Regions from separate parts of the Homo sapiens genome. Here region 1 is linked to region 2. Evidence: read pairs that join two places in POLR2A ChIA-PET (ENCODE). Cell type or tissue: A673. All regions are shown on one strand. Each heading gives the region's core, and the rest is flanking DNA. Links, peaks and the distances in the headings are about the cores only.

Region 1 (4,366 bases), core at 367-4,366, 580 kb after region 2:
CCCCAGCTCACACCACAAACACTTGCCTCCCTCTCAACTTGTTTCCGGCATGTTCTCAGTCTCGCTGGATGTTAGTTTACCATCGGCTGCTGAACATTCGGCAGCTTCTATTATTTCAGAACTAATTTAAGGATTAAAAAGTAATTCTCCCAATTACTAGGCAAAGCCCTGGGCAGCCAGATAAACAGGGGGCAGGCGCTCCCATCCAAGGACAGGGCTGCTCCTGCAGCCCTGGGCAGACAGGTGTGCAGGGCAGCTCTGGTGCAGCTCAGCCCCCAGGGCCGCAGGGGTGGAGTCGGGGTGGTTGAGAGGAATCCCCAGGAGCAGCCCAGCCTGGGCCCGACATCTGAGGGTTGCTTGCCCCTATCCCCCACCCAGGTCGGCTACAGCCACCTAGTGGTGAGCCCAGCCCCAGCTGTCACCTCCACCAATTGTGCTGGGTGGTGCTGCCCTGGCTAGGCCTGCAACACAGGGACAGGCCCATGAGCTGTGAAGGATTCGGTCCACAGGGCCCCCTGGGGCTGGCCAGGCATCTTTGGACGGGGCCAGGAGAGTCTGTGGTAGACCAGCAGCCCGCATGGGGTGGGGGCCAGGATTTGATACCCTCAAGGCTGATTCACGCAGCTTTAATTAGCTTTCTGCACCTGCTCTGGGGTCTGGGTGATCAAGGCTGGACACCAGCTGCCACCCCCAACCCCTGCCTGGTCCAGCACCTGACCTCAGGGGCCCAGCCGGCCGGGGCTGGTCAGGCAGAGCTGGGGAGTGCCGGGGTCGGCGCAGGAAGGAGCTGAGTCCCTGGGCCCTGGCCCAACGCCCCGCCCACTCCGGGCCCCTCGTCAGCAGCGGCCGGCCGGTGAGCTCATCTCTTCCTGGGCTGTAAATATCACCCAAGTGCTCACGACTCCCAAATGTGTCCTCCAGCCGGGCCCCTCTGCTGAGCTCAGCCTGCACAGCCCACGCGACACCCCCGCCCAGATGTCTCCTGGGCCTCGACAAAGCGGCCGCTCCTCTCGGCGCCCCCACCTCAGGGACGGGCGCCCCGTGCCGGCTGCTCAGGCCTGGGAGCCCTGCCTGCCGCCTCCACCCCATGGGAGCGTCCATGCATCCTGCTGAGTCCAACTTAAAACTCGTCCACTTCCTTCCGGATCCTCTCACCCCGTCCTCAGGTCTGGTTGGACTGTGCCCAACTCCCCACCCCTGCCACTGCACAGGCCCCCACTGTGGCCTGGAGGGGAGGGTGCAGAGCCCTGAGGGCAGCTGGTGGTGACAGTCAGCCCCGAAGCTGGCCTGAGGGCGACAGGTGCCTGCTTCTTAGTTAGGAGTGGGCCCAGCAGAGGTAATGAACTCCTTGTCCTGGGAGGTGTGCAAGCTGAGGCAGGATCTGCTGTCCTTCCACAAGCCATTGAGGGCGCCAGCATCCACTGCAGTTGGGTCACTCAGGTGGGGCTCAAGGCTCTTTGGAAATGGGTGGCTTCGGTTTCCTGGCTCTGACTGCAAGGAGCCCCCAGCCTCAGCTGAGAGCACTAGCCCAGATCCAGCAGTTTAGCTGCCTCTTCTCAGGCATGACAGGGGCCACTTGGGAGAAAAACTGAATAAAACCCTGCCTATGCCAGTGCCCAGGCACAGCCTGGCAGAATCCTGGGCCTGGCTGTGGGGTCACAGAGACTGGGGGTGCCAGGGGTGCTGATGGTAGAGCTCCAGGCACAGGACAGAGACTGCACAACATTTTGACATCAGGCCATCCATGGAGAGGCCTCTGCTGGGGCTGCCAAGGGTCTCCTGGGCCCAGAGGGGCTGCAGAGGGAGCCCTGGGCAAACAGCACCCCACCCCGGCAGGGCTGCCCTGCCTGAGCTGCCCCCAGCCTTGGGGCAAGGCTGCCGGCCCTGGATCTCAGGTGAGCAGAGGGGCAAACTGCAGGTGGAGGTGTGCGCAGCCACACGGGGGGCCTCAGCACCTGTGGGCACAGGCACAGGGTCTCTCAGGAGAGACAGGACATGTGGGAGGACCCTGAGGAGGGTACAGGCCAGACAGGACCACTGCATCCTGGCTCTGCCCTGTGCTTGATGGGAGGGGTCTGAGCCTTGGGCCGCAGCACACGCACAGAGAAGCGGGCGGAGGAGCTGGGGCCTTGGCTGCTAAGCGCGTCCTCCCCGCTTCTTCTCCCTCCTTCTCCTCCCCCCAGGCTTCTGGAGCCCCGGCCGCCCCCACGACCATCTGGCTTCACCAGCAACGCTCCCCCACACCCTCCCCCACGTCACTGTTTTTCTCCCTCTCCCCCTCCCCAGCCACTGCCCTGGCGGGGAGGGGGCCCTTTCCTGGGAAGGCTTCCTGGCCACGTGGCCCTTCCCTTTTGTTTCTGAGTCCTCTTCGGCCCAGGCCGTGGGAAAGCGTGCCTGTGCATATTTCTGCCTGTGCATATTTTTGCCTGGATGCGTGTGCTGCTCTCGAGCCCCCGGTGCCTGCATGTGTGTGGACATGTGTTCCCTGCCCTGCTGTGTGTGCATGCGTGTATGCATACATGGGTGCAGGGACATGCAGACCCACCACGGCCTATGTTTGGGGTGTGGGCATGCTGTAAGTGGGGGTGCCCCAGACACGCATGTGGGGTCTAGTGTGACCACCAGCAGCGGTGTGAGGGTGCATACAGCCCCCACTGGGCCTTGAGGCCAGGCCTGACCCGCCCAACTCTCCTTCAGGGCCTTCCTCTCCTGCCACCCACCAGGGGTAGGAACAGGGTCCCTCATCCTCAGCCTCCTCCTGGGGGCTGCCCGGGCAGCCTGATTGGGGTGGGGGGCCCGAGAGCAACTGTCCCCACAGGGGCTGCTATGTCCAGACCCATGGACCTGGCATGTGCTCCATCAGCCAGGCTCAACGACGTCAGCCACCAAGCATGCTCCATCTGTGCGGCTGGGGGGCCAGGGGCACCTGACATTGGAGCTGCCCTTGGCCAAGGCTGTCCCACCTGTGGTGCCAGGCAACTCCCTTCCTCTGGGGGCCTTGTGATGGGGGAGAGGCTGCCCGTCCAGCACCCACCCCTGCTTCTCACCGCCCACAGCACCCTAGCCTGAGAGGCCACAGCTTAAGAAAAGAGCTCTTTATTCCACGTCGTCCGATATTTTTACACAAGTAAAATAAAATGCATATCTCTATATACCGCGATCTGGGTGGGAGGCGGCGTTCTGGAACAAACGCTGCCGCCGAACCCTGTAAACATGATGGGGTGGAGATGGGGGTGGCGGGCGGCAGGCGTCCATCAGGGAGGACCTGGCCTGGCCTGCCCCACGGGTCGGCCGCCCGGCTGGCTTGGCGGCGTGGAGAGAGACCCCGTATGTACACACACCTGGCTGCTGAGCACGCTCTTGTGTCCGCTGGGGGTCAGCAGGGCCCAAGCACTGTCCACAGCACCAGCGCCAGGCCCAGGGGGGTGAGGCTGCAGGTGAGGCTGGGTAGGGCACCTGAGCCTTCTGAGTCACCAGTCCCGCCACCCCCGCTGCCTGCCTGGCCCAGACGGCAGTGGCTGCGGGTGCGGTTCTTGCGTGAACAGCCTGGCCTCCGGCGAGGGCCCGAGGTGGGGAACCCTGGTGGCTCGGAGCCCTCGGGCCGCACTGCAGTGAGCGGGGGCTCAGCAGAGCCAGGCAGAGTCCCAAAGGGTGAGTCATTGATGTGCCGTGGGCCAGAGCCGTTGCCCGGCGGGCTGTCACCGGGCGGCACGCGTCCCTTCAGCGCATTGCCTGCCGAAGCTGGTCTTCCAGGCTCCAGTACTGAGGCCTTGTCAGCGGCATCTGGCTGGCAGCACTTGGGAAGCCCCAGCGGCTCCTCATCGGTGGCCCTGCCGGTCCAGATGGGATGGTAAGGGCCGGTGGCCACAGCGCAGCCCTGCAGGTCATTGGCAGCTAGGCGTTTGAGGTCACGGCCAGCCAGGCGTTGCGGGAGGCTGCAGGGCACCTCGGAGGAGGAGCCGCGGAACTTCTGCAGCCAGGCCCAGAGTGGGCGTGCCCGGCAGTCACACACCCAGGGGTTGTCGTTGAGCCTCAGGTACTGCAGGGCACGCAGGGGGGCCAGGGCCTCAGTGGGCAGCGCTGATAGATTGTTGGCAAACAGATAGAGTGTCATGAGGCGGCCAAGGTCACGGAAGGCATGCGGGTGCACATGGGCCACGCGGTTCTGGTGCAGTAGGAGACGGTCGAGGCTGTGCAGCCCACGGAAGGCGCGCTCGGGCACGCTGGAGATGCGGTTGCCGTGCAGGAAGAGGTGTGTGAGGTTGCCCAGGTCGCGGAAGGTGTCATCAGGCAGTGCCTGCAGCGCGTTGTCCTGCAGGTAGAGGTACTGCAGGGCAGCCAGGCCGCGGAACAGCCCCGGGCCCAG
Region 2 (4,880 bases), core at 334-4,333:
GACACCAGGCTGCAGGTGGTACCAGGCTCCCAGCTGATACCCAGGCCCCAGGGGAACACCCAGGCCCCAGGTAGACAGCAGGAAGCCAGTGCACCCTAGGCACCCAGGTAGATACTAGGCCCCTGGTGAACATCGGGCCTCAGCTGGACACCCAGGCCCCAGGGAAACACCCAGGCCCCATATGTCAGGTTGTTAGGTCCCATATGGACAATCAGGCCCCAAGAAGTCATCAGGCCCTGGTAGACACTGAGACCCCAGGTGACTATCCAGTCCCAGGCTGACACACAGGCCTCAGGTGGACACCGGGCCCTAGGAGAACTCCAGGCCCCAGCTGAAGATCAATGCCCCGGGTGGACACCCAGGCCCTAGCTAACGACCAGTCCCCAGGATTCCATCAGGCCCCAGGTGGATACTAAACTCTCGGTGGACATCAGCAAATGCCCAGGTCCCAGGTCAAAACCAGGCCCCTGATGGACCCCCTGACCCCAGGTAAACATGAGGTTTCAGGTGGACACGTGACTCTAACTGGATATCAGGCCCCGGGTGGACACCCAACCCCATACGGATACCTAAACCCCCGATGAACATCAAGTCTCGGGTGCACCTCTAGGTCCCAAGTAAACACCTAGGCCTCAGAAGTCCAGACATCGGGCCCCATGTGGAAATCCGGGTCCCAGGAACTCCTCAGGCACCAGGAAACACTCAGGCCTCGGTTGGATATCTGGCCCCAAGTTGACACCCAGGCCTCAGGTGGACACCAGGCGCTAAGAAAACGTCAGGCCCCAGCTGAGATCAACCCCTGGGTGGTCAGTACTGGCGCATGCTAAAACATGTATGAGCCTTAAAAACATCATGCTAAGTGAAAGAAGCCAGGCACAAAAAGCCACATAGTTTGTCATTCCATTTACATGAATGTCTAGAATAGGCAGATCCACAAGAGACAGAAAGTGGGTTAGTGGTTGCCAGAAGCTGGAGACAGGGGAGAACGGCGAGTGACTGCTAATGGGTACGGAACATTATTGGGAGGTGATGAAAATATTCTGGAATTACATAGTTTATGATGTGGCATAACATTTAAAATATGCTAACAACGACTGAATTGTACGCTTTAAAAAGGTGAGTCTTTTTCTTTTTTTGAGATGGATTCTCACTCTGTCGCCCAGGCTAGAGGGCAGTGGCCCGATCTCGGCTCACTGCAACCTCTGCCTCCTGGGTTCAAGCAATTCGCTGCCTCAGCCTCTCGAGCAGCTGGGATTATAGGCGCCCGCAGCCACACCTGGCTAAGTTTTGTGTTTTTAGTAGAGACAGGGTTTCACCATGTTGCCCAGGCTGGTCTCAATCTCTTGACCTCATGATCCACCCGCCTCGGCCTCCCAAAATGCTGGGATTACCAGCGTGAGCCACCGTGCATGGCCAAAAAGGTAAATCTCATAGCATGTAAATTACATGTCATTAAACACACACACACACACACACACACACACATGAGGTGGGTGTGGTGGCTCAGGCCTGTAATCCCAGTACTTTCGGAGGCCAAGGCGAGAGGATAGCTTGAGCCCAGGAGTTTGTGACAAGCCTGATCAACAGAGCAAGACCCTATCTCTACAAAATAAAAATTAAAAAAAAAATTAGCTGGGTATGGTGGCATGCACCTGTAGTCCTGGCTGCTTGGTAAGGCTGAGGCAGGAGGATCGCTTGAACCCAAAATCTGAGGCTGTAGTGAGCTATTATTACACCACTACACTCCAGCTTAGGTGACAGAGGAAGACTCCATCTCTTAAAAAACAAAAAAACAAAAAAAAAAAACTAATAAAATAAAAACATGAAATCCAAACCAAAAAGAGATGAGAGGGGAGGTAGGCAGAGAGAGACAGAGGGAGAGAGAGACCAGGAGAGAGCCAGGGAGAGAGGAAGGGAGAGAGGCTTGGACTGAGTGTCTGAGTCTCCATACAGACAGTCAGATCACTGGTATGTTGTGGGGGTGCAGTTGGGGAAATGAGGAAACTCCAGGCATCAGGGGGCCCCATTTGAGATGTACCATCCAGAGTGTGAGAATTCTAATGAGTAGGCAGGGGCCATAAGGACCATTTTCTTCCTCCCTCCCTTCCTTCCTTCCTTCCTTCCTTCCTTCCTTCCTTCCTTCCTTCCTTCCTTCTTCCCTCCCTCCCGCCCTCCCTTCTTTCCTTCCTTTTTCGTTTTTGAAATAGGGTCTCACTCTGTCACCCAAGCTGGAGTGCAGTGACACAATCATAGCTCACTGCTGCCTCGAACTCCTTGGCTAAAGCAATCCTCCCACCTTAGCCTCCTGAGGAGCTAGGACTACAGGCATGCACCACCACACCCAATTAATTTAAAAAAATTTAATAGAGATGGGGTCTTGCCGTGTTCCAGGCTGGTCTTGAGCTCCTGGACTCAAGTGATCCTCCCACCTCAGCCTCCCAAAGAGCCAGGATTGTAGGCATGAGCCACCGTGTCCAGCCTCTTTATAAATAAAAGATCAGTGACACAGAAAATGGTTTGGTTAAAATACTTTATATTTCTTCCTAAACTCTTCTTCCAAAGTAAAATAAATATATTTTCAGTTATAAGTAAATTTGCTGGAATGTTTTTCCACCTGCTGGGGCAAAGGTCCTCCCCTTCCACCCCTGCCTGCTGCCCCCGGTCCTGTCGAGGGGCAGATTTCCTCCCTCACAGGGCAGACAAGCCACATCGGGGCAGTGTCTGCCGCTGCTTCCGAACTCCCTGCTCACGGACTGGGAGCGGGGCCTCTGGCCCCTGAGTGAGCTGGGGCAACAGACTTCAGAATGTCGCAGCCCGAGGGAGAGTCACCTGGAGAGCCACTGGGGAGACGCTGATGTGGGCTGATGCTGGATGATGGAAAACACTGTGTTTCGTGTTTTTTATTTTGTCAGGTGTGATGACAGTATAATGGGATGATATGTTAAAATTCTTTTTTTTTTTTTTGAGACGAAGTCTAGCTCTTGTCCCCCAGGCTGGAGTGCAATGGCACGATCTCGGCTCACTGCAACCTCTGCCTCCCAGGTTCAAGGGATTCTCCTGCCTCGGCCTCCGGAGTAGCTGGGATTACAGGCGCCTGCCACCATGCCCGGCTAATTTTTGTATTTTTAGTAGAGACGGGGCTTCACCATGTTGGCCAGGCTGGTCTTGAACTCCTGACCTCAGGTGATCATCCTGCCTCGGCCTCCCAAAGCACTGGGATTACAGGCGTGAGCCACCGCACCTGGCCTAAAATTCTTATCTTTTCATGTATCTCAAAATATTTAGGGATCAAATGTGTCTGGGCCATGCTGGAAATACTTTAGACAAAGAAAACAGGAGAGACAAAGCAGATAAAACAAAATGTTGATAATTTTAAATCTAGCTGATGGGTATATGGGGGTTCCATTTAATATTTTCTCTCCTACTCATATACGTGTGTTTGTGTGTATGTGTGTGTATGCCTTTCAAAATTCTCATTGAAAAGTGGCTGATCGGAAGTGCACCCTCAAAGATGTTTTCCCCTTTTCTCCACTAACTCACTTTTTTTTTTTTTTTTTTTTTTTTTTTTGAGACCAAATCTTGCTCTGTCACCCAGGCTGGAGTGCAATGGTGTGATCTTGGCTCACTGCAACCTCTGCCTCCCGGGTTCGAGCTATTTTCCTGCTTCAGCTTCCCGAGTAGCTGGGACTACAGGCATGCAGCACCATGCCCGGCTATTTTTTTTTTTTTTTTTTTTTTGTATTTTTAGCAGAGACAGAATTTTGCCATGTTGGCCAGGCTGGTCTCAAACTCCTGACCTCAAGTGATCCGCCCGCCTCGGCCTCCCAAAGTGCTGGGATTACAGGTGTGAGCCATCAATGCCTGGCCCACTAACTCACTTCTAAATGATCTTGTTCTCTTTGAACAGAAATAAAGGATATTATGATCTTACCACTTTATAAATTAGAATGATGAAATTGAGAAAAACTAGAGATGACTAAGATGAAGACAGACATGAAATCGTGCCAAAAAGTGCCCATGCTGTATCCAGCAGCTGCTGCAGCCACAGAAATGCTCGAGTTGTCAGCGAGGGTACTCACTGCTTGATCATCTAGCATTGCCAGATACTGTAAACCGCCGCACACCTATCAGCAGGGCACTGGCTACATCACACAGATTGCTGTGCCATGGTTTAAGGTCACATTGCAGCAGAGCAGGAAGCATGTGGCTGGGAGTGGCACGGGGCCAGCTTTCAGGATGTATGGTCTGGACTGAGCTGCAGTCCTTGGGGCCTGGACAGCTGCTCTGGCCCTGAGCCCTCCTCCCCTCCCTGTGGTCTCTCCCTTTCCATCTCTCTCTGCTACATAGCCTCCCTTCCCTCTCTCTGCTCTATTCTCCTTCCCCCATCCCCTTTCCCCTCACCCCCAGGTCAATTTTCTTAGATATCTCCAGGCCCAAGTTTGGAGGTTCCCAATTAGGGTGCAGGCTGGCCCTCAGGTGCGTGGGGGTCCACCTTGTCCAGCCATGGCTGGCCCCAGTGCTACGTCACAATGTAGGGACTGAGAGTGGATGCGGTGGAGGTGGGCATTTACCACACTGTAAGGGATCAGTCAGTACAGACCAGGAGCAGGCCGAATAGTCAGTACCCGTGCAGTTCCGGAAAACCCACTCGTTTTGTGAAGAGCGTCTGCCAGCTCCTGCATCTGCTAGGGCCCTGCTGTGCCTCCTCCCCTCTCCTGCCCCCTGGGACTCCGCCTCCCTCCCCTGCTTTCTTTTCTCCTGGCGCTTGTCCCCATCCCACGCTCCACCGCGGGATATAGCAATGACTTATTTGTGTATTGAGGTCAGTAGATCTCCTCTCTATGAAGACAGGTCCCTCAGGGACAGGGCTGTCTGTGCTG

The links. Peaks named below come from ENCODE experiments on the same cell type or tissue, not always from the same donor. Only the 100,000 strongest peaks of a DNase experiment are listed, where the experiment ranks them.
Region 1: POLR2A ChIA-PET joins it to region 2 with 7 read pairs; 1 of 35 experiments calls an interaction of 5 or more read pairs at or near these places.

The regions. Positions count from the first base shown.
Region 1 is chr22:20,238,335-20,242,700 of GRCh38, forward strand. It overlaps RTN4R (reticulon 4 receptor), which reads right to left. Exons shown (of 2, transcript NM_023004.6): 2 at 3,081-4,366. The coding sequence ends at 3,377. Among named protein-coding and RNA genes, the nearest start is that of MIR1286, 8.7 kb to the right of the region's middle. RefSeq lists an enhancer at 1-228 and silencers at 1-27, 212-506, 718-777. In A673, for the core only: CTCF peaks have their summits at 393 (motif pointing left) and 414 (motif pointing left); a DNase peak (open chromatin) is centred at 387; H3K27ac peaks cover 1,484 bases.
Region 2 is chr22:19,659,411-19,664,290 of GRCh38, forward strand. It overlaps the pseudogene LOC100420103. Among named protein-coding and RNA genes, the nearest start is that of SEPTIN5, 53 kb to the right of the region's middle. In A673, for the core only: no CTCF peak of the experiment used is centred there; a DNase peak (open chromatin) is centred at 2,021; H3K27ac peaks cover 514 bases.